Regions from separate parts of the Homo sapiens genome. Here regions 1, 3, 4 and 5 are each linked to region 2. The links are chromatin contacts, found by Hi-C or POLR2A ChIA-PET in ENCODE. All regions are on one chromosome and are shown on one strand. Each heading gives the region's core, a stretch centred on a gene start or an enhancer-like site at or near the end of the contact. The rest is flanking DNA. Distances are from core to core; before and after follow the strand shown.

Region 1 (4,562 bases), core at 1,828-4,327, 370 kb before region 2:
AAAAAGTTGTTCTTAATTACTTTTTTTTTTAATTTAAAAACTCAAGCACTGGTTGGCAGTATTGAAAAGAGTTTTGGTATTTCAAATATTTCAGCAAGTTTTTGTATCACTACACTGGAGAAATGAGAGAGGAGGAGCCTGTCTTCAGCAGACCCTGTTGCTGTACCCTGATGGAGAGAGAGCCTGCAGGAGCTGGCCTGTAGCTGCTGCTGCAGATCCTCTCAGATAACTGACTCTTGTCATTTCATATTGTGAGAGAGGGGGTAAGCAGATGAGCCAGGTAGGTAGAAACAAAGAAGTCAGGAAGATTTCCAGAGAAGAAGAGAAATAAGAAGGGCTAGGTGCAATGACTCACACCTATAATCCCAGCATTTTGAGAGGCCAAGGCGGGAGGATCGCTTGAGGCCAGGAGTTTGAAGCCAGCCTGGGCAACATAGCAAGATGCTGTCCCTACAAAAAAAAAAAAATTAAAAATTAGCCAGGCATGGTGACATGTGCCTGTAACCCCAGCCACTTGGGGGGCTGAGGCAGGAGGATTGCTTGAGCCCAGGACTTCAAGGTTGCAGTGAGCTATGACTGTGCCATTGCATTCCACCCTGGGCAACAGAGTGAGACCTTATCGAAAGAAGAAAAAGGGCTGGGTGTGGTGGCTCATGTCTGTAATCCCAGCACTTTGGGAGGTCAAGGTGGGTGGATCACTTGAGGTCAGGATTTCAAGACCAGCCTGGGCAACATGCTGAAACTCCGTTTCTACTAAAAATACAAAAATTAGCTGGGCGTGCTAGTGCATGCCTGTAATCCCAGCTACTCAGGAGGCTGAGGGAGGAGAATCACTTGAACCCGAGAGGCAGAGGTTGCAGTGGGTGGAGATCATGCCACTGCACTCTAGCTTGAGGAACAGAGCGAGACCCCATCTCAAAAACAACCACCAAAAAAAAAAAAAAAAAAAAAAAAGGAAAGAAGTAAGAAGATGGGACAGAAGCCTTTATAGTCATGCCCCTTCCCCTGCTTGCCATCCTTGTAGAAAGGACCACCGGCCAGTCCAGAGAGACCCTGCAGACACAGCAACAGCGCAGCTCCTGTAGAGCTCTCCATCACGGTACCATAACAGGGGTTCCTGAAAACAGAGTCTCCTCCTCTCATTTCTCAAGTCTGGTGATAACAAAACTTGCTGAACTATTTCTTTTCAATAGTGCCAACCAGTGCTTGAGTTTTTAATTTTTAAAAAAATCATTGATTACAAACAACTGTTTTTTCAGAGAGGGAGTTGTTACCTATTCAGTTGATATGGACTCTACAAAATAGTACATTATTTTCCTTGGCCAATTTCTTTTTTCTTTTCTTTTTTTTTTTTTTTTTGAGACGGAGTTTCGCTCTGCCGCCCAGGCTGGAGTACAGTGGTGCGATCTCGGCTCACTGCAAGCTCCGCCTCCCGGGTTCGGCCACTCTCCTGCCTCAGCCTCCCGAGGAGGTGGGACTACAGGCGCCCACCACCACGCCCGGCTAATTTTTTGTATTTTTAGTAGAGACGGGTTTCACCATGTTAGTCAGGATGGTCTCGATCTCCTGACCTTGTGATCCACCCACCTCGGCCTCCCAAAGTGCTGGGATTACAGGCGTGAGCCACTGTGCCTGGCTCCTTGGCCAATGTCTTAAATAATGTACAGTTATTGTGCAAGCTAGCTAACTGATAAATAGACTCATTTAAAAAGATGTACCTTGTTGTTAGTCACACATTATCTTTTTCATAATTTTATATAAAATTTGTACTTCAGATGAAAAAATGAGAAAGTTCTTCATGTATTATATGACAAGTTAGACAAAAACAGGCAAGATGCAGAAGAATGTGCATGGTATACTATCATCTGTACAGAAAAAAGAATAAATATATATTTGCTTGAATTTATGTAGAATATCTCTCGGAAGGAACACTGATAACTTTGGTCGTCTCTGGGCAGGAGAACGGGTGTCTGGCGGGGGGAAGGATGGAAGGAGCTTTTCAGCATATCTGCTTTTGTACCCTTTGAATTTTTTTTTTTTTTTTTTTTTTTTTTGAGACGAGGTCTTGCTCTTTTGCCCAGGCTGGAGTGCAGTGAGGTGATCATAGCTCACTGCAGCCTCAAACTCCTGGGCCCAAGCAATCCTTCTGCCTCAGCCTCCCAAGTAACTGGGACTACAGGTGCATGCTACCATACTTGGCTAATTTTTTTTTTTGAGACAGTCTCGCTCTGTTGCTCAGGGTGGAGTGCAGTGGCATGATCTCAGCTCACTGCAACCTCCACCTCCTGGGTTCAAGTGATTCTCCTGTCTCAGCTTCCCAAGTAGCTGGGATTACAGGCACGTGCCACCATGCCCGGCTAATTTTTGTATTTTTAGTAGAGATGGCGTTTCACCATATTGGCCAGGCTGGTCTTGAACTCCTGACCTCAACTGATCCACCAGCCTGGGCCTCCCAAAGTGCTGGGATTACAGGCGTGAGCCACCATGCCCGGCCTTTCATACCTGGCTAATTTTTAAAAAATTTTGTAGAGATAGGGTCTCACTGTGTTTCCCTGGCTGGTCTTGAACTCTTGGCCTCAAGGAATCCCCCGACTTTAGCCTCTCAAAGTATTGGGATTACAGGTGTGAGCCACTGTGCCTGGCTAGGTTTCTTTCTTTTTTCTCGTAGAGACAGTGGCTTTGCTATGTTGCCCAGGCTTCTTTTAATTTTGAACAAGGTGACTACATTGCCAGTTCAAAAATACATAGATAAAATTAAAATTTGTATTTAAAAATGAAAAAATTGCCCTCACAATGTCCCTTAGATGGGAAATGGGGGCTAAGGTTTCAGGAGGGAGGGACAGGCTGGATTAAACAAGGAATGGCACATCCATCAGCATGACAGCCATGGCCTTGGCATGGCCATCTCCCAAGAGGCACTGGATCCATGATAAAGAGCCTATAAACCACCCGATAAAACTCATATATCATTCCCTTGCCTCTGATAAGGGGATCTTGTTTTTCCTTTCTTGCAATACAATAGAGATTCATGAATTAGCCAGAAATTCAGATACTGCTGTGTCATGGGCTGGTTGGCTTAGAGGTTGGACAGATGCCAGCCCCTTCCTAGCTGTGTGAGCTCAGATAAGGGAGTTAAGCTCTCGGGGCTCCAGCTTCCTCATCAGTAAAATGTAGACAGCAATATCCTGATGGATCAAATAAAGATAACTTATGTAAAGCAACTGGCTGCCAGTACTCAGTCAGAAATGTTAGCCCTTTTCCACTTGAGATAAAGAGCCCAGAGGCTTTATGAGTTCCCTGGTCTTTGTTCCCACTGAAGAAACTTCCTTGGCATCAACGCTACGGCCACTCCACCGTGCACCAGTTAGTTCCCAGCCATGAGCACAGAAGCTGAGGACCTGACCCTGAGGGTCCCACTCAGGCCGTGGTAGCCCCAGTCCAGGGCACTGAGGCAATTCTAGTCTAGCTGTGCTTTGTTTACTCCGTGGGGGATCTGAGCCTGGGATGAGCAGAGGGCAGGCGGAAGGGGATGCAGGAATGTCATCATTGTATGTCACTATCATCTGCCCTTTCCAAACTTGTAGCTCCGGGTTTTAGAATTTGGAGGCCTGGGGAACGCATTTACATGTTTCATTTGTTTGTTTTTAGTAACCATGTAATCACCCATGTGAACTAAGCTGAGGAACAGTGTCACTTCTGCTTCTACGTAGCTCACTAGAAATCCTCCAAAGAATTATAGCCATCATTTGTTGAGCACCTACTGTTTGCCAGCGACAGTACTAGATGCTTTATCTTCAATCTTCCCTGCAGATCTCTACCTCCCTCTTATGGATCAGAAAATGGAGGCTCTGAAATAGCATATTTAATCTGTGCCAGGTTAACAGAGCTAACAATTGGGTCAGGATTTGAACTTGGCTCTGAGGGGCCATGTGCTTTCCAGTGCACCTCTCAAAGTAAGCGCCACACTGAGTTACAGAGAGCTGTGCCCATAGCATCATCACCTACAGGGCAGGTGGCCTTTTCCTAGGAGTTGGTGCCAAGGATTCTGAGTCCTCCTGTGTGGCAGACTGAATGTCGACATCCCGATCCCCAGAGCCTGTGAATGTTTTCTTATAGAATGGCAAAAGAGACTTTGTAGGTGGGATGAAGTTAAGGATCATGAACTGGGAGGATTATCCTGGATTAGCCAGGTGGGTGGGAGGTAAGCACCACTCTTACAAGAAGGAAGCAGGAGATCAGAATGGGTCATAGGAGCTGTGTCCTGGAAGCAAGAGGTTGGAGGGACTTGAGAAAGGGGTCATGAGCCAAGGTATACAGGCAGCTTCTAGAAGCTGGAAAAGGCAAGGGTATGGATTCTTTCCAGAAGCTTCCAGCAGGAACACGGCCCTGCCAGCACACTGAATTTAGACTTTCTACCTCTACAACTGTGAAGAGAATAATCTGTATTGTTTTAAGCCACTAAATTTGTGACAATTTATTACAACAGCAAGGGAAACTCATATACCTGGGGATGTTTCAAGTCAGAGGAAGGGATATTTACCTCCCAGGAGGAAGGTAGGGCT
Region 2 (4,923 bases), core at 41-2,540:
TCCATCATCTCTTGGAGAATCAATACCTGTATAGACACGTTATGAATGTGTTTAGTCTTTTCCTACGTGACCAGGTAGGAAGCTTCCTGGTCCAACCTGGGTGGGTGCTTCATGTTGGCTTGGCAGGTAGTGTCAGGCATCTGGAGATACAATACACATGTTTAGCTCCCTGCAATCAGCAGGCTGGTACATTCACTACCAGCTGCATTTTCTCTGTGATACTGCCGGAAAGAATGTGCTTAAAGTCACTATTGATTACTCTTTAATCCACACTATGTTAGGAGCAAAATTGAATCCGACAAGACATGGTATCTCTTTTCCACATACTTTGTGCATTCCAATAAAGAGGGCTGTCCTTGAGAGTATGAAGTGTGTATCCAAGAAGCCAGGCAGATTCCTTCGTATTCAGCCCACGGATTGTTCAGAGATTCCCAATTTCCTCCTGGGGAGTTGGGTGCAGGAGTCAAGAGAGATATTTGAGTCAGGGAATATTTCCCAAGAGGAGCCTTAGTATTTAAACATCCATTTTCTTTCTTTCTTTCTCTTTCTTTCTTTCTTTCTTTCTTTCTTTCTTTCTTTCCTTTCTTTCTTTCTTTCTTTCTTTCTTTCTTTCTTTCTTTCTCTTTCTCTCTTTCTTTCTTTTTTTTTTTTTTTGAGACAGAGTTTCACTCTTGTTCCCAGGCTGTAGTGCAATGGGCGTGATCTCAGCTCACTGCAACCTCCACCTCCTGGGTTCAAGCGATTCTCCTGTCTCAGCCTCCTGAGTAGCTGGGATTACAGGCGCCCGACAACAGGCCCGGCTAATTTTTGTATTTTTAATAGAGACGGGGTTTCACCATGGTGGTCAGGCTGGTCTTGAACTCCTGACCCCAGGTGATCCGCCTGCCTCAGCCCCCCAAAGTGCTGGGATTACAGGCGTGAGCCACCACGCCTGGCCCAGTTTTCATTTTTAAAAAATCTATTACATGCTCATGATAAAAAAAATTAAGCAGTGCACAGTGAAGAGTATACCCCCCTCACAGCATTCCCCCCTGCAGTTCCCATCCCCCCAGGCAACTACTGTTATGAATTTTTTTGTGTATCCTTCCAGAAAGAGTCTATGCATATAAGAGCAGCTTTGATTTTTGAGATGCATTTTTGTATGTTCAGTTCAAGTGGTTCACAAGATGCCTTTTCCAAATAACTCCATGGCAACGCAACTCTGGAACTCACACGCACATGGATGTATACATGGACACACACAGTCGTTCTTTTGAGCATAAAATGGAGGGGAAATGATGCAACAGAGAGTGAATAGAAGGCATATTCCAGTAAACCACAGTGGTTAGTGGCTTCTCAGATGGTTCCAGACAGCTTTTTATACAGAAATAGCTCAGTGAGAACACCCCAGCCTACTCAGACTGCAGAACAAATCCCAGGAACTTGCTTTTGTGCAATCTCCCCCTTGAAGCTCAAGTCTAAACACATCAGAGCTTGGCAGGGCTGCATGGGTACATTAGCGAACAGACAGAACACCCTGGCTCCTCAGGCGCTCCTTGTTTTTTTCCCTCTGGACCAGCAGATTTTTCTTACAGCTTACACCTGCTCCTCCCCGACCCCCAACAACATGCAGAAAAGGAAAGCCCCTCAAGTTTTCCTTGATCAAGAGGTTAAATAAAAAAACAACTCTCTTTCACACTCTAAGGGAAAGGAAAATAAAAACCACCAGTAGCTAAGACACACACACACACACACACACACACACAAACACACACACACATTTGGCAGAAATAAATTAAGAAAAATCATTCTATGTATGAGACCATTCTGAAACTAAGTGATGCATGATATTATGCAAATTTGCAAGGTGTATTTGTCCTCAGAATAGAGATGGCTGAATGGGAGTGATAGTGTCTTGATAAATTGTTGTTCTAGAAATTTTCCAGAACTGAAATGTGCAACAGGACATTTGAGAACTATCTTTTATCTAAATACTGATGTATTAATAATATAGCAGTATTAAAAGCACTGTCATAATTATTAGTAAAATTAGCTCATCTATAAGAGTCTGAATAAAAATGTCTCATCAAAAGCCAAATTCTAATGTAGGAGCCACATGGAAACCAATAGAAAAGAAACATTTCCACTGCATAGGCTGATATACTTGAAAATACAGGTCTTACTCCTGGTCAAAGAAATAGTTGTTTATACAGTTTTGAGGATACTGACAAGATCACTCTTAAGAAAATACTGCCTCACCTTCTGGCTAGTGCCTGAAAATCCTTTTCTAGTTGAGAAAACCTTAAATTCCTCAATAACAGATAAAGTATAATAGGCAAATTCCCCTGAAAAGAACAGCAATAATAATAATAATGCTAATTTCCTGAGCACTTACTTGTGGTAAATACGTTACTTTCGTTCTTACTCAGGACTCCACATGAATGATCTCCTTTAATCCCTGCAGAAGCTAATTTCCAAGATGGCTTCCTATAGCCCTTGCCTCTGCATATTCATGCCCTTCTGTGGGGGCTTTCCCTTCAATCTGAGTGGGCCCTGTGACTCTTTCGTAATCAACAGAATGAGGCAGAAGTGGTACCGTGTGGCCTTTGCAAGGCTAAATCAGGCCTTACAGCTTCTGCCTTGGTCCCTTAGGATGCTCATTCTGAGAAAGTCAACTGCTAAATACAAAATCCAATTATCCTGAAACCACCATGTTGTAAGGAAGCTCAAGCTAGCCATGTGGAGTAGCTGAGTGGAGAAAGAGATGCCTGGCCAGCCCTCAGCTATTCTAGCCAGATGTGTGAATGTAGAAGCCATCTTGGACATCCAGCTCCTTGTAGCTTGTGGATGGTTTGGGGCCCACCCAACTTCTGAGAATAGCTACATGTGAGACCCCAAGTGAAAACAGCCCAACTGGGCCCGGCCAACACACAGAATCATCAGAAATAGTAAAAAATTGCTATTTTAAGTCACTAAGTTTGGGGGTATTTTGTTACACAGCAATATGCAACTGAAACAATCCCGTATTTATGCTACAAGGTTTTTCGTTGTTGTTTTGTTTTGTTTTTCCAAGACATAGCCTTGCTCTGTCACCCAGGCTGAAGTGCAGTGGCACGATCTCAGCTCACTGCAACCTCTGCCTCCTGGGTTCAAGCAATTCTCCTGCCTCAGTACAGGTGTGTGCCACCATGCCCAGCTAATTTTTGTATTTTTAGTAGAGACAGGGTTTCACCATGTTGGCAAGGCTGGTCTCGAATTTCTGACCTTGTGATCCGCCTGCCTCGGCCTCCCAAAGTGCTGGGATTACAGGCGTGAGCCACCGCACCCGGCCTGTTTTTTTTCTTTTCTTTGTTTTTTTTTTGAGATGGAGTCTTGCTCTGTTGCCCAGGCTAGAGTGCAGTGGCGCAATCTCAGCTCACTGCAACCTCCGCCTCCCGAGTTCAAGTGATTCTCCTGCCTCAGCCTCCTGAGTAGCTGGGATTACAGGTGTGTGCCACCACACCCGGCTAAATTTTTCTGTATTTTTAGTAGAGCCAGGGTTTCACCATGTTGGCCAGGCTGGTCTTGAACCCCTGACCTCAAGTGATCCGCCTGCCTCGGCCTCCCAATGTGCTGGGATTACAGGCGTGAGCCACTGTGCCCAGCCTGCTACAAGGTTTTGAAGCTCACAATTAACTCTCCAACATCAATTTTACTGCTTCCTCGCTGTGCCATTTGAGGAACTGACCCCAGTCTACAGGTTCCCCTGATTAGTTTATGCTAGTAGCTCTCAAAGTGTGGTAGCATCATTGTCACCTGAGAACTTGTTAGGCAAATTCTCGGGCCCTTCTCTGGACCTACTGAATTCAAAACTCGGGCCAGCTGGGCGTGGTGACTCATGCCTGTAATCCCAGGACTTTGGGAGGCTGAGGCAGGCGGATCACAAGTGCAGGAGATCGAGACCATCCTGGCTAACATGGTGAAACCCCATCTCTACTAAAAAAAATAAAAATAAAATAAAAATAAAATTAAAAAAGCCAGGCATGGTGGCAGGCGCCTGTAATCCCAGCTACTCTGGAGGCTGAGGCAGGAGAATGGCTTGAACCTGGGAGGCGGAGGTTACAGTGAGCCAAGATCATGCCACTGCACTCCAGCCTGGGCGACAGAGCAAGACTCCGCCTCAAAAAAAAAAAAAAAAACAAAAAAAACAAAAAAAACAACTCCAGCTGAGGCCATCATCTGTGGGGTCTGATACATCCTTCAGGTTATTCTGATGCGTGCTCATGTTTGGGAACCACAGGTGTCTGTACCAGTCACGGTAATCCTATCCCTCCTTGCTAGTGACAACGAAAATGAGTGATGGAGGAATAAGTCTCGAATCATTGCGGTTTAGCAAGGCAGCTTAAAGGGAGTGCCCAGGAAAAATGCGAGTCACAGAAGCATCTGTGGCTGTTTTTTCCAAAGAGGGTCTCAGGAGGTTTAGCATTTATACATTTTCCTGAAGAAAGTGGGGCAGGGCATGAGACAAATGATTACATACTTGTGAGACTTTAGTTGGTGCTCATTTTTCCTAAGATAAGGTGAACATTTGAAGAAAAAGGGAATAGAGGAAGAAGATGTCTGAGGAGGGGTGAAGGTGTCTTTGTTCTGTACCTGGAAAGATAAACTAGTAGTCTTTTGAAAGGGCTGGTTTCTGTTTAGCCCTGAGGGAAGAAAACCTAATAGCTGTTATAGAGGTAGGGGGTATAATGAGGCGTGTCCAATCTCCCATCCCCTCATGGCCGTGAATTCAGCTTGCAAGATTCCCTTGGCCAAGAAGGGGTCTGTTCAGTCAGTTAGGGGCTTGGAATTTCATTTTTATTTCTTACTCGTGATTGACTTAGGAATCTAGGCTCAAGCCAATCAGCACATAGCATTCCCTTGATGTCAGTTATTAGTTTGTGGTTAAGGGAGTGGCCCTGTGTC
Region 3 (4,560 bases), core at 857-3,356, 330 kb before region 2:
CACATTTTAAGAAAGTTTACGAATTTGTGTTGAGCCACATTCAAAGCCGTGCCGGGCTGCAGGCTGGACAAGCTTGGTCTTCCGCCATGCTGCTCACACAGAAGCAGGCTCACGCCAGGCAGTGCCAGTTGGGTTTCTGAAGTAGCTCTACCTCTAAGTCTCCAGGGCACACGATGCGAGATGCAAATATCACAGAGCTTTCTAGGCAGCCAGCAGACGTGGAAAGCAGGTTAGTCAGGCTATGATTCAGTCTCCAGCTCTCTCCCTTCTCCCCTGGCTTGGCTGTGCCTCCTAGGAGGGAGTTCTGGGCCAAGAAGGCCACACACGCCCCCAGGCAGGCCACAGGCCCAGACTGCCTGGTCCTATAATACAGAAGATATGAGAGCCAGGAAGCCACAGAAACAGGCGTCAATGGGGCTTGGTGTCCCACACACAACCCCAGATTCATCAGACTCCAGCTCTTACTGTGCCATCTGGGCCACAAGGGAAATGGGAGCAGTGAAGTGGAGCTGGACCAGGAACCAGACACGAACCTACTCTGCTCCCAGGAAAGTAACTATGACCTCTGCGTCACTGTCCTTTGGTCTCTCAAGGATCCCACTTCCATTGCCTGTCCCTTAAACGCCCGGGAAGCGGCCTCTACCCCCTAAGAAGGTGAATGAATCCCCTGCTGGTGTTCTGAAGGCACCCGAGGTAGGTGAGGTCCAGGGAGCACCTGGGACAAGCAGAAGGAACAAGCCCCCTGAGGATGCGGAAGCAGAGTGACCAGGCCCATCGCAAGGCAACCCCTGAGCGAGGGATAATGCAGGACCTTATGAGCAGAAGCGGGGCTAACAACCAGCAAGGCCAGAGGACAGGCAGCCCTTTGCCAAAGGTGTCGACTTCTGCCCAGCTTTCTCTTGTTCTGGCAACGGCTGTCAGTGTCTGTTGGTGGAAGAACATGCCCCTGGTGCCAGAAGGCTGGGGTTTGAGTCTCATCTCTTTCTCATATCTGTGTCTTGGGGGAGGTTACTTAACTTCTCTGGGCCTCAGTTTTCTCCTCTGCACAGCAGAAATATAATCATATCTCTCTCACAGTTATTGTGATGAGCGTGGCAAAGCATTTTTTGTAAACTACAAGGAAGCGGGCAGTGGCTCCGAAGTTGTGTGTGATTGGACCTCACAGGACAAAACTGAGGTAACAGAGGATCACAATGCACCTTTTTCAGTTTGATATAATCATCTTGAAATTACATTTATCAGGATCATACAGAGTCTTCCCAAAACTGAAGGCCATGCATAACTTGTCCACCTCAAGCCCTTTGAACAGAGAACATGCATGTAGAGACTTCCAGAAAAATCCAATAACTGTTATCCAAATGGTCAAAAATCCAGCTGGGCTCAAGTGAGGTAACAGACATAGAAAACTGTGAAGAGTTAAAAACATGATGATAAAAAAGGACTTTGTTGGCCAGGCGCAGTGCCTCATGCCTGTAATCCCAGCACTTTGAGAGGCTAAGGCAGGCGAATCCCTTGAGCCCAGGAGTTTGAAACCACCCTGGGCAATATGGTGAAATCTCATCGCTACAAAAATTAGCCCGGCATGGTGGTGTGCACCTCTAGTCCCGCCTACTCAGCAGACTGAGGCAGGAGGATCGCGTGAGCCCAGGAGTTCAACGCTACAGTGAGCTGTGATTGTACCACTGCATTCCAGCCTGGGTGACAGAGTAAGAGCCTGTCTCAAAAAAAAAGGCTTTGTAATAAACTTTTCTGATGTTTTTCAGAATTCAATTTGTATAAATTTGAGACATCTACATTTCACAAATGTGATTATCCCATGCGATAATAAAGGAAGGTTTATCCCACTATTTCCTAAGCCTGGAGCTTCCTTAGACTTGTACGTAATTCCTGGTGCCCCTGACAGGCACCTTTCCAGCCTCTACGGAATCTTTAGCAGCCCCACGACACCAGGCTGAGCCTCGTGACATTGTGGCCACCAAGCGTGGGAAGGAACTACTAAACTTCAAAGTTGACTCAACCAAAAGAGAAAAATCGCAAGTCCCCGATGGAAAGGTGTTGATGGCTCTCTTTTCAAACACCTCCACGCCTGGCTGGGCACAAAGGCCTGACAGTGCCCCGAGCTACATCAACACAAGCTGGGTTCAAAGACTCACAGGTCTAAGCATCCTGGGCACCACAGAGATAGGAAAGTCCATGTGGAAACAGATCGTCTTTTCTATCAACCATGTGTGAATTTTGAACTCCTTTTCTTCTCAGTGTTAGAAAAGGAAAACCAACCCACTTTGCGGTCTCTCTGCGGTGTCTTTAGAAGGCCAGTTCCTTTACGTGCCTCTCAAGCCCATGCTGAATTTCTCTGTTCTCGTCCTAGTGCCTCTTTTGACAAGCCACGAGCCTCACTCAGCCCAGAGTGACACTTATCACTGGGCCGTGTGAAAACTGGGGGGCTGGGGAGGAAGTGAGAAGGATGCGAAAGCCGAGGCGGGAGGAGGGGGTGCCGCCTGAGGCCCTTGCGGCCAGCAGTGGAAACGCAAACTTGACATTTCCATTTTCCATCACCTTCTGATCTCAGGCCCCCAGTGCGATGCGATGCGCTGGCTTTTCATTTCCACTCCCTTTCACACCCAGCACATTAAAGGCCGCTGCAAGAACAACAATGGAAAAAGGCTCAGGGCTTTAAATCACGAAGCCTGGGGAAATTCAACAGTTGCTATCTCCAGCTTCTCTACCCAAAGCACCAAAAAAGCCTTCCCTGAGGGAGTCCAGGCCCCCTCCCAGGGCGGGCGGCAGGAGTACTGCTTTTGATCATCTGTACTTCTGCGGCCACTCTCAAACTTCCCTCCCCAAACACCACAGCCCGGCTGTGAGCTGAAAGAGCTCCCTTTGGCCCTCCATCAGAAGCGGACTTTCTGACCATTCACTAATTCTAGCAAGAAGGTCCACTAAGTATTGTAAAATGTATAGCTTCCCGCCTGCTTTTTCTCTGACCTAGTTAAAAGCACTGTGTTGGACATACATCTTCTCGACCATATGAAAAGTGGGAATAAATGTCTTAATTGGTACCAAGTCCCTGAGCACGTGAGCCAGCTTGCTAGATGCTCAGACAGGACTCTACAAACATGAGCCCAGGTCATATATTTACTAAGATGTGCTCCCAGGTGGCTCTCAAATGGCACAAAGAGGAAAGACCCCAGCAGAAATCAAGATGGGTGGGAAGCTGTTCTTTTCATGAGAGTGAAAAGACTGGAGCTATCTCATTTTGGGCTGAGAAGCCCTGGCTGGCCATAGCACAGCTGCCAGTAAAGGGAAACAGCGCCACAGGCTGCCTGGAGGAGCTGGTCTCCTATGCGGCAGACACTGGCTGTCAAAGGGTTGTGTGGCCCCAACGTGAAATAATGGCTGTACTTATGAATTGGTTTGTTTATATGCCATCAACCAGGATGCTCTGCCAGCTTGCTGCTTTAAGAACGACAAACTATTGAATGCAATTGAATGCCTATCGAATGCAAAGACCTCAGGGAATTTCAGACACAGGGAGAGGGTGAGTTCCACGGTCCTCTCAGACAGAAAAGTTTGGGTTTACTGCTAGCCAAAAACCAGGAGTACAACAGGAACTGCTGACGTCATAAAGCTTGGCCAGAAACGTAGTCAGGTAGTGCCCTGAGCACAGCCTAGACACTGGCGCTCTAAGAAACAGCCCTTTGCCCAAGGCTATCTGGAAGAAATAGAACAGGGCACAACACAATAGTGTGGCAGGAAATCAACTGAGTGGGTTGGCAAAGAGCATCTTTCTTAAAAGAATAGAAGAGAACATAGAGTGTACCCTAGGTAATAAGGGAAGTATTATTTTGTAAAACATTTAAGTTTTATATATTCATATGTATGAATATTACATAGATATGTAATATATACATTATTATACAAATATGCTACTATACATATATATACACACACATGCATGTATAGAGTGGTATGGCAGGTTGTATTTTTCAAAAGTGATCACACTACTTCTCATCTCACATGTTCTTCCAGAACCTTGCCACTTCCTGATGAAGAAGTGAAATATATGTCCTTCCCCTTGAATTTGGATGGATCTTTGGGACCAGCTTAATGAAAAAATATGCAGTGGAAATGGCACCATGTCACTTCCAAGGGTCAGCTATAAAAGGTGATCACAGCTTCTGTGTAGCTGCACTCTGTAGGAATGCTTGCTTTTAAAATCCAGCCAGGCCGGGAGCAGTCGCTCATGCCTGTAACCCCAGCACTTTGGGAAGCAGAGGCGGGTGGATGACTTGAGGCCAGGAGTTCGAGACCAGCCTGGCCAATGTGGCGAAACCCCCTCTCTACTAAAAATACAAAAATTAGCCGGGCATGGTGGCACACATCTATAATCCCAGCTACTTGGGAAGCTGAGGCAGGAGAATCACTTGAACCTGGGAGGCAGAGGTTGCAGTGATCCGAGATCACACCACTGCACTCCAGCCTGGGTGACAGAACGAGACTCCACCTCAAAATAAATAAATAAGTAAATAAATAAAAATTAAAAAATAAAATCCAGCCATT
Region 4 (5,027 bases), core at 1,974-4,473, 390 kb before region 2:
ATCAGAAGCTTTTAAGTTAAATAATTTCAGAAGAAGCTTTACTGCCCTCCTGAGATCCCTCATGGGGAAATGGAAAATCAGCTCCCTCCGAAGCCTGCTGAATGTGTTCTCTGTAACCGAGCCAAAATATTCATGGCCCTCCTGAGAAATCTGTGCTATAGGGAAGAGTTTCCAGCCCAGAGACCCTAAAGCCCTTCAGGCAGCTGCTCCCCTTATATCCTCCAAGCTCAGGGTCTCCAAGTTGTGGCTGAGTCTCTGCTCCTATCTCAGGACAGATCAGAGCTTTGGTGGGGCTGACACTTGATCCAAATGGTACCCCTGGGAGTCTGGGCAAGGGGCTTCCCATTCACACCTCTAGGGAAAGATGGAGCTCTGTTGTCCCACAGAGCAGGTACCCGTTGCTGCCCTTCATCAGGGAAGTTATCCCTGGGTACCTGAAGGATGGCTGACACCTGGCCACCCAGGGACCAGGGCTGTTCCCTAACATAATCAGCCTGGAACCTCAAGCATCCCTCCCCGTGAGCACACTTCCAATCACACAATCCCTGATCTAATCATGGTGGAAATCTCAGAGGCAATGCTACTTTCCACGAGTTCCTCCCCATCATTCCACTTGTGTTGACAGCCCCTTATCTTCTAGAAGCCAAAACGGATGCTAGTTCTGCAGGCTGGCTTGCAGCTGTCCCAGCAGATTGGCAGAGCCCCCAAAAGAAGTCCCATCAGATATGGCTTCCTATTTTTTCCTCGCATTTGCAGAAGGTAGAGACGGCTTGCTTTGCATTTCAAGTAGGGAACTCATTATCTTCATTTATACTTTGTTCCTTCAACATTTCTGTGCTAGGCACTGGGACCAAAAAATGAGTAAGAAAGATGAATAAGAGCTCACAGTCTAGTAGAGGAGACCAATCAGGAAAGGCGTGATTATGGAATGCAGATCTCAGAAAGTGATAAACAATGAAACCATGAAGGAAGGGCTGCCCAACCGATTTGGGCATGGAAGAAAGTTTTGCTGGAGAGGGAACGTTTGAGCTGGGTTCTGAAGCATGCATAGGAGCTTGCCTATTCATCATTCAGAGTTTGGTTCGGGTATAAAAAATGGTCTAAAATAAGATTAATGGTGTTTAATGTGGAATCTGGGAAACTGCTAATACTGGACTGTTTATAAAAACTGTTGTGTGTATATCCTGATGCACAGTTTTCTGAGAGAGGTTCATTAGATTCTTAAAATAATCTGTGATTCAAGAAAGATTAAGCAGAATTGGAGTTTAGAGTAAAGAAAAAGAAAAAAGGCAGGTCAAAGACAAATCTCTGGTTTCAACAGAACTAAGCATATGAACAGAGCTATTTATAATCCCTCCATCCCTGCACCCTGAGACATGGGACATTTAGTCACTTTCACTCTCTCACTCACTTACTGCAACACTCCATTTAGCCCAGCTCTTTTTCCCCTTTTATTTTTCTTCCTGCTAATCTCCTTCCTGCTCCCCCAACACACACACACACACACACACACACACACACTACGCTTTTTTTTTTTTTTTGAAGTTAGAAACTGCAAAAGAAGTGGAAGTATCATCAGGATTGACTTGTCTAAATCTCACTCTTCCCTCTGTCCCTTCCTCCATATACATTAAAAGAGGCCATTTGAAGAGACTAAATCCCCGATTTTCAATCCCCATGAAAGTTCTTAACATCAATACAACTTCCCAACTCAAAAGACTAGTCTGATCTGCTCATAGCACAAATGGTACAATTTCAAATAGCAACAACAGTCATTTATTGAGTGCTTACTTTGTGCCAGAGGAGGCACAATGTATTTTGCATGCATTTTCATGTTTTAGTCTACACAACCAGGTACTTGTCCTGTTCCCATCTTACAGATGTGGAAACTGAGCCTCTGAGGGGTAAGCAACTTGCCTCTGATTCCACAACTCGATAGTAGTAGAGTCAAATCTGGAATTTGAACCCAGATTGTCTGGCTACAAAGCCAGCCTAGTCTTTTTAAAAATATGTTTTTTTTTTGTGTGTGTGTGTGTGTGTGTGTGTGTGTGTGTTTGTTTTTTTTTTTTGAGACAGAGTCTCACTCTATCGCCTAGGCTGGAGTGCAGTGGTACAATCTCAACTCACTGCAACCTCCGCCTCCCAGGTTCAAGCCATTCTCCTGCTCAGTCTCCTTAGTAGCTGGGGTTACAGGCATGCACCTGTAATGCACCTGGCTCATTTTTGTAATTTTAGTAGAGACAGAGTTTCTCCATGTTGGCCAGGCTGGTCTTGAACTCCTGACCTCAAGTGATCTGCCTGTCTCAGCCTCCCAAAGTGCTGGGATTACAGGTGTGAACCACCACGCCCAGCCAAAAATAAGTTTTTTTAATTGACACGTAATAATTATACATATTGCTGGGGTATAGTGATGTTTCAATACATATAATGTATAGTGATCAGATCAAGGTAATTAGCATATTCATCATCTCAAATCTTTTTTTTTTTTTTTTTTTTTTTTGAGATCAAGTTTCACTCTTGTCTTTTGTTGCCCAGGCTGGAGTGCAACAGTGCAATCTCAGCTTACTGCAACCTCTGCCTCCCGGGCTCAAGCAATTCTCCTGTCTCAGCCTCCCAAGTAGCTGGGATTATAGGCATGTGCCACCAAGCCCAGCTAATTTTGTATTTTTTAGTAGAGACAGGATTTCTCCATGTTGGTCAAGCTGGTCTCAAACTCCCAACCTCAGGTGATCTGCCCACCTTGACCTCCCAAAGTGCTGGGATTACAGGCATGAACCACTGCACCCATGCCAAAGAAATCAAATCTTTATGATTTCTTTGTGTTGGGAACATTCAGTATTCTCCTTATAGCTATTTGAAAATATACAATAAATTGTTGCTAATTACAGTCACCCTACAGTGCTATAGAACGCTAGGACTTATTCCTCCCATCAAGTCGTACTTTGGGTCTGATCTGAACTTTTGCACCCTTGCTGCCTTCTGATCACCCTTCTCTTAAGGCTGGCTAGGTTATTCTTTGCACCCATGTCACCCAGAGATACACGCTCCTATTTTTACTGGCTACACTTGCCTGTGCACATATATGCAATGTCTGCAGCACACAGCACAAAAGGAGGGCTCTGAAGACAATCATGCGACTGACTGCAGTGAGCTTCAGAAACCAGGGCGGTGGGGATGGGAGGCCCGATGTTCTGCTGGGTGACATCTAAAGTCTCAGGGCAATTTGATTAAGTTTCCATCCTAATTTCACACCTGAAACGGAAATGGGTCAGAGTGACTCATATTCAGCTCCTGTGTTAAAGCTCCTGGGGCTATCAGTGGGCTTGGAAAGAGGGTTACAGCCAGTGAAAGGAAGTCAGGATGGCTGATGTTGATGGGACTTAGTGTTGAACTGAATTAATTGCTCAAGTGCTTTCTACATTCAACCCGCCCATAAGGCCAAGCCCCTATCCCACCAACCCCTTTGTGAACCGTCCCCCATGACTCAAGCCTGTTGCCTGGGCCCTCTTATTGCCCAGGAACCCCCATTAGCACGGGGATTTTCTCAGATTGCTTCGTGTGCATTTGGTCATCTAATGACGGAAACTATCACATGTGTAATGAGCATTTACTCCTGAAACACTTTCGAATTTCTGTTACCTTATTGGTAAATCCCATACATCTCCATCTCTACAGCTTATATTTGAGGCTACAGTTGAGAATGCAGATATGATATTGGGGAGTCACTAGCCAGCTCCTTCCAGCAGGGGCATTCCCCAGGAAAGAAAAGAAAAGCTTGCTACTTCCAGCCCAAGGGAGACTGAGGGTAGAGGTCTAGAAACAACAGGTAGGTATGTAGAACCAAGAGACCTTCCAAGCTAGTGGCCAGCTTCCCATGCAGGGAGGCCTGGGGCAGTCCTCCCCTTCATGTCAGTGGCACATACAGACCAGAGTCTAAGGAGGCAGGGAGGTGGGACGGGGGCAAGAGGTCCCATGGGAGAACAGAGGTTTGGAGTTGGATACAGTGGTGACAGTGGTCAGGGACTTGCGGACAGAGGAAAATGGCCAGGACTGTGAACTCCAGCAGTTGAGTCCTGCTATATTGGTCCAAAATAGCCAAATGACAACTACTGTACCTCGGTGGTCGCTATTCTAGAGAGTGGCCTAGAACAGCCATTCTTGAGCCTACACCACCACTCCACGCTTGGACAAGCCAGGATTCACAGTGCACCCCCTGGATCCAAGGGACAGAGCCAGAGTCTCATAAGCCACACTACCCCCATAGAAAGAGCCAATTTCTGGAGTGGAAGAGGAAAAAGCAGAATGCCAAACATTGGGTCACCAGAGTCATGTAAAAGAGGCTGAGATACAAGAAAACACAAATGATTGGGTTGGGTGAGATTGCTGGGTTGAACTACAATTCCATTTCCTACCCACCCACCTAAGAGGATGGAGGCCTAGAATGGCGGTCAGCCTGGCTGTTGAGAAATAAAGGAATCTATGCTTTCTCTTCCCAAGCATGGCGTGAAACCTCATCACACATCCAAAAGGCTGGGAACCTCCTATCATCTCCCAAAGCCCTCACTTAGTCCCCAACAAAACCTCAGAATCTCCTTGTTGATTGCAAGTCAATACTTCAAGAGAAACACTATCCTCACTGTGTGTACAGTGGGAAGGCAAGATACTTTAAACTAGGCAACATCTCAGAATAAATGTAGGAAATTCTCTATTCAAGGTGGGTTGTGCTTTAGTGAAGGGATCACAAGTGTATTTACCCAGCAGATATGTTTTTTTTTTTTTTTTAAAAGCCAATATATTTCACACAGTCCTAAGTTTTGGTCTCAAAAAATGCAAAAATCCAGAAACATTGGGTTTCTTCTGCAGAGCCTCCTGCATGACAACACTCAGTTGTAGCTATCTAGTGGCTTCCACAGTTAGATGGCATGTACATCTCCAGTATACCACAGTCCTCACCAGTCTCTAGTGCATTGCTGTCCTGTATTAGTTTTGTATTGCTGCTATAACAAACCAGCACAAACTGAGCAGCT
Region 5 (4,359 bases), core at 1,317-3,816, 280 kb before region 2:
GGACAACTCCAACAGTCTGACCTGGGCTGCCATGATCTATGGCAGAGGAACAGGTACAGCTGATGGAAGAGGAAGAAATGACTCCGGGGGAGGTAGAGTGCTGGGTTCAAATCTCTAGCTGTAGGTCTAGGAGCAAAGTGACTCAGGTCTCTGAATCTCAGTTGCTTCATTTGTGAAATGGAGCTAATATCTATCTTAGAGGATTATTTTAGTCATGAAATGAAATGCTTTATACACAGCACTTACCATGCTGCCTGGCATACAGTATGTACTTAATAAGAGGCAGCCTTGGACAGTGTAGAAAGTACACTTGGTAGAAATGCCTCTACAACAGAGGAATGCCTCATTCACAAAGGTAGGGATTTTGAGGAAATTTTTAAAAATTAAAGGAGGATGTGTGTGATTCAATTGATCTGAAGTTTCATTTCACTGTGGTCCCTAGACCACACTTTGTAGGGTCCCTACAAAGTAGGGTCCCTAGCCCCTTACTTTGACAGGCCTGTGACCAGTTATGAGTGTGGATCGAAGGCTACAGACCTGTCACCCTCACTGGGCAAGCAATTCAAAGTCCAGGCCTTTGCTAAAAGGACAATTTACCAGGATGAGTCAAAGTAGCTAGTTTCAATTCCAGGCAAACACTCGTATCTATACACTCCCAACAGCCAGATCAGCCTGATAACTGTTTGGGGTTTTTCACTTCCTACGTTCTATGTGTTGAACCTTCAACAGTGACTGTAAAGCAAACCAAGACGACCACCCCACTGTGCACTCGCAGGGGCACCCTGCAAAAGAAGGAGTTAAAAAAAGAAAGAAGAAAGAAGCTCAAAACCTACCCTAAAAACATGAACAAAACCCTATTCTGTCATCACCATTACTAAACTAGGTCTATTATGCCTCTTATCGCTGGTTTTGAAGAGGTAACAGACATGTCTTGTTAATTAAAGTCACAGGGATATTTGAAAAATAAGAACAGAAGAAGTATCCAGAAATGTCTAATTTGTGTCACATCTCTTGAAACCAGAGCCCCCAGACACTTTCATGGCCATGGTCCCAGAGACAGCCAGAAAACAAGGTCATCCTTGTTCCCCAAATTGCCACCCTCCTGCTCTAGGTTTGCTCTGTGGGTCTGAACCCAGGACAGGAACTGCCATCTTTATGGTGGAGAAACGATGTTAACAACATGGTCTTTCAGATATGACCAGTCCTAAGCTCTCCAGTATACGCAGGGCTCATCAGGGACCAGTTTTGTACAAATTGCACTAATAGAATTATACCATAAGATCGTTATAAGATATTTGATATGCAAAGAGCCAATGTAAACAAGGGAGTTATCCACCCAACATACATGTTCCATTAAACAGAAAATAAATATTAGCATTCAGTTCAATGGCATTCAGTTCAAGGCCAAAGAAACAGGCCACAAAGGGCAGACACTTAATAAAATTAACTGACAATTAAAACTGACAATGTGGGCAGCCTCCTTAGGAATTCTATCAGATGTTGCATCTGAGTCAATAGCCAAATGGCCTGATGAAAATGCCTTTCTATGGAGAAAGAGTTTTACATTCTGTTCATAGCTCTTCGAAGACAGAATTAAAACACACGTATATTTCACCTACCCTGAATCCATACCTATTTTTAACAAATAAAACAGTCTTTCCAAGACTACATAACTTCCGGCTGGTTTCTGGATGTTGTCTCTGTTCCTTCGCAGCTCCTCCCTTCTAATCTGTTCTACTATTCGCTTCATCTGGTTATAAGCTTTGTTCTTGTTATAAGCTTTGTGTTTTTCCTCACCAATAGAAACTTCAGCTTTCAAAGGTGAGCTGCTCATTTTCTTGGAATTGTAAGATCAAGCAACCTTCCTGGGATTGTTTTAGGTTACGTGCAAGAACTGATGATGAACAAAACATGCCCTTCTCTTTCCCCTGAGCATAGGCTGAGAGGCTGCTACTCTGTCCTCAGAGATTGTTCAGACTGCCTGGGAGTTGAGGGGAGCAGGGACCAGATGGTGAGGCACCCTGAACTCATCTCCAGCCCACGGGTCAACACTGTGCCTTCCGAAACTATTCCTGAAGGCGATTAGGGAGGGCCTTTTCTCATGCAAAGCATCCATGCCTCTGGAGCTACTGCGCCCATCCTCCTAAAAATTTAAAATCTATTACTCCAAATTGGGGCAGAAGACATTTCCCGGGAGGCTGCAGTCAAAAGTTAAAACCCCCTGGTTTTACCAAATCAGTCTTTACTAACCTATGACGCCTCTGAAAACATTCTAATACATCATCACCCCCATCCAACCACTCCCACCGTCCTTGCCTCCAGCGCAGACGAAATAATTCCAGCCGATGGTAACATCTGCAATCTCACGCTAAACTAACTCACAGCAGAAAGAAACAAACGACCCTAGCAGGGCGCCACCGCTGCTGAAGGGCAGGTCCTCTATCGCACCCAAGAAAACCCGACACACGTGTGCGGCCTTTTATTCAGGCGTTTCTGGGCGCGCACTCGCCTCTCCCAGGCGCGCGCGCGCACAACCCTCCTCCACCCCCCCATCCCCCCCCCCCACACACACACACTTGGACACTACACACACAGCTGAGGAGTAACTTTCCTCTTCTCGCGGAGCACCCTATCCCCTATTATCGGCATCTGATCTTCCTAGTTCGGATCCCCGGAACACACGCCTTCTCCAGCCTGCAATCTACACACGTGGGGAAGCGCGTCCAAGTGGTGCCAGGAGGCAGGAGGGAAGCGCAAAGGTGGGGAAGGCCGGGGACGAGGAAGGAGGGAGCTCTGAGTCGGATCTGGGATCTCAGATCCCCGGGGCAGCGTAGATGCAGGGTAAGCTTCTGGGATGCGGAGAGGGAAAGGCAGGGGGGAAGGAACCTAGAGAAGGTTAAAGGGCGGGGGTGGGACGGAGGATGCGGGGTAGGGGTCGCTCACCTAGGGTTTTGACAGCGATCTGTCTGGTGAGGGGCGGCGGCAGGTTAATGCACACCAAGTCCACGTCCTGATGCAGCAGCACCTCATCAATGCGGCTAGTGTAGAAGGGGACACTCATCTCCTTGGCCAGCTCCTCCGCTTCTTCCTGCGTGCGGCCCCACAGCGCCTTCACCGCGAAGCCCTCGTCTTTCAGCAGCGGGATGATGACACGGGCCGTGAGGCTGGTGCCGAACACGCCCACCCCGGGAAGCATGGCTGCTCAGAGCCGCCTGGTTCTGCTTCTGCTCGGATCTCCAGTCCAACGCGCGCACACACCCACCTCTAGCCAGTCCTGCACCCCGCTCCTGTAGCCAATCTAGCCGCGGTGCGCCAGCCGCCGTGCACCGGGCAAGGCGCCCGGGTGCCCAGAGCGCACCGAGCTGCAGGCGGAGCAAGCTCGGGGCGCCTCAGAACGGTGACTGCGGCAGTGTCCGCCACGCGGGGCTCGCGTCCTTCCCGGAGTCGGCGGCAGGGACCCCCCCAGGGCGCCGGAGGCTTCGAAGCCCCCTGGAGCCCCGGCTCAGGCTGCGCTCCCGCGGCAGCGCCAGTCCGCTGCGTGCGCCCCGCCAAGGCCGCTCCATGGCCGGCTCATCCCCGCGGCCGCGCCGCCGCAGCCCGGGACCGGCTCTCTCCCGCGTCGTTTGCGCAGCCGGCGAATCGCACAGACAAACGTCTACACCCTGCCAGAGCACGGAACCGCTCCGCGGGGGAGTCTCCTTTCTTCCTAGCTCTCCGTTGGGAATGAAATAATCCCGCGGCCGCCAGGAGGCCGGCTAAGGATGCGGCCCGGAGCGCGCCGGACTGGGATCCCGAGCTGCAGCGCGGCAGCGGCGGCCACGACCCGGCGCCAGCCTCCTCATTCTGCTGCCATGTTCGCTCGCCTCGCGGCTCGGGCGGCCTCGGCCCCAGGCCGGCTCAGGCTCTGGGATCCCGCGGGGACGAGGGCGGAGTTGGCGAGTTTGGCTGTCAGCGGCCGGTGTTCCTGCACCGCCCTCGCTGCAGCGCCGCGCGCCATTGGCCGCCGCGCGCCGCCCCCGCCCCCGCCGCCGCCAGCTCCGGGTGCGCGCTGCGCCCGGGCCCCGGGAGCCCAGCCCGGCTCCTCCCCGGCCCCGCCCAGGCCGCCTCGCCCGCCTCCTGCCCCTCCGCTTCTTCCCTTTCTTTGCCCTCACCATCTCCTTCTCTTCCCTGCTTCACTCCAAACCCCGCCCCAACCAAGCAAATACATCTATCTAGGCAGGACGCGCCCTAATAGGTTAGTCGCCTGTCCCTTGGAAGAGAGCAGTGGGCGCCTTGGCCTGGGGTAGGTGAGGGGACCCGGCGAGGTGCGAACAGCCGATAATAATAACCTCGGCTCCCGGAGCGTTTCTTGCGTGCTGA

The links. Hi-C counts contacts between places; a loop is a spot of excess contacts on that map. ChIA-PET counts read pairs that join two places held with the same protein, here RNA polymerase II (POLR2A). Pooled maps may share reads with other maps.
Region 1: a pooled map shows a loop between it and region 2 (2.9-fold over the local background). The contact joins two enhancer-like sites. A Hi-C loop is called at or near these places in 2 of 50 pooled maps. POLR2A ChIA-PET finds 5 or more read pairs at or near these places in 4 of 52 experiments (Panc1, activated T-cell, activated naive CD4-positive, alpha-beta T cell and 1 more).
Region 3: a loop to region 2 is called in a pooled map, with 5 times the contacts of the local background. The contact joins two enhancer-like sites. A Hi-C loop is called at or near these places in 1 of 168 maps with a recorded cell type or tissue (ascending aorta) and 6 of 50 pooled maps. POLR2A ChIA-PET finds 5 or more read pairs at or near these places in 2 of 52 experiments (B cell and naive thymus-derived CD4-positive, alpha-beta T cell).
Region 4: a loop to region 2 is called in a pooled map, with 2.9 times the contacts of the local background. The contact joins two enhancer-like sites. A Hi-C loop is called at or near these places in 2 of 50 pooled maps. POLR2A ChIA-PET finds 5 or more read pairs at or near these places in 2 of 52 experiments (Panc1 and activated naive CD4-positive, alpha-beta T cell).
Region 5: a pooled map shows a loop between it and region 2 (4-fold over the local background). The contact joins the promoter of GFOD1-AS1 here to the enhancer-like site in region 2. A Hi-C loop is called at or near these places in 1 of 37 single-sample maps with no recorded cell type and 9 of 50 pooled maps. POLR2A ChIA-PET finds 5 or more read pairs at or near these places in 1 of 52 experiments (HepG2).

What each region holds. Positions count from the first base shown.
Region 1 is chr6:13,392,439-13,397,000 of GRCh38, forward strand. The region is part of intron 1 of GFOD1 (Gfo/Idh/MocA-like oxidoreductase domain containing 1); the gene reads right to left. Among named protein-coding and RNA genes, the nearest start is that of TBC1D7-LOC100130357, 66 kb to the left of the region's middle. Within about 2 kb of position 3,078, at least 18 of the 41 ENCODE cell types and tissues checked have a DNase peak (open chromatin) inside an H3K27ac peak, as active enhancers do.
Region 2 is chr6:13,761,466-13,766,388 of GRCh38, forward strand. No RefSeq gene overlaps it. Among named protein-coding and RNA genes, the nearest start is that of MCUR1, 51 kb to the right of the region's middle. RefSeq lists a silencer at 3,723-3,822. Within about 2 kb of position 1,291, at least 11 of the 41 ENCODE cell types and tissues checked have a DNase peak (open chromatin) inside an H3K27ac peak, as active enhancers do.
Region 3 is chr6:13,425,930-13,430,489 of GRCh38, forward strand. All of the region lies in intron 1 of GFOD1 (Gfo/Idh/MocA-like oxidoreductase domain containing 1), which reads right to left. Among named protein-coding and RNA genes, the nearest start is that of GFOD1-AS1, 58 kb to the right of the region's middle. RefSeq lists enhancers at 1,900-2,329, 3,340-3,409. Within about 2 kb of position 2,107, at least 16 of the 41 ENCODE cell types and tissues checked have a DNase peak (open chromatin) inside an H3K27ac peak, as active enhancers do.
Region 4 is chr6:13,372,253-13,377,279 of GRCh38, forward strand. All of the region lies in intron 1 of GFOD1 (Gfo/Idh/MocA-like oxidoreductase domain containing 1), which reads right to left. Among named protein-coding and RNA genes, the nearest start is that of TBC1D7-LOC100130357, 46 kb to the left of the region's middle. Within about 2 kb of position 3,224, at least 4 of the 41 ENCODE cell types and tissues checked have a DNase peak (open chromatin) inside an H3K27ac peak, as active enhancers do.
Region 5 is chr6:13,483,695-13,488,053 of GRCh38, forward strand. GFOD1-AS1 (GFOD1 antisense RNA 1) reads left to right here and starts at 2,567. Exons shown (of 2, transcript NR_046709.1): 1 at 2,567-2,759; 2 at 2,987-3,077. GFOD1 (Gfo/Idh/MocA-like oxidoreductase domain containing 1) reads right to left here and starts at 3,906. Exons shown (of 2, transcript NM_018988.4): 1 at 2,944-3,906. The coding sequence starts at 3,196. RefSeq lists enhancers at 453-522, 3,158-3,267 and silencers at 3,094-3,257, 3,398-3,877, 3,898-4,277.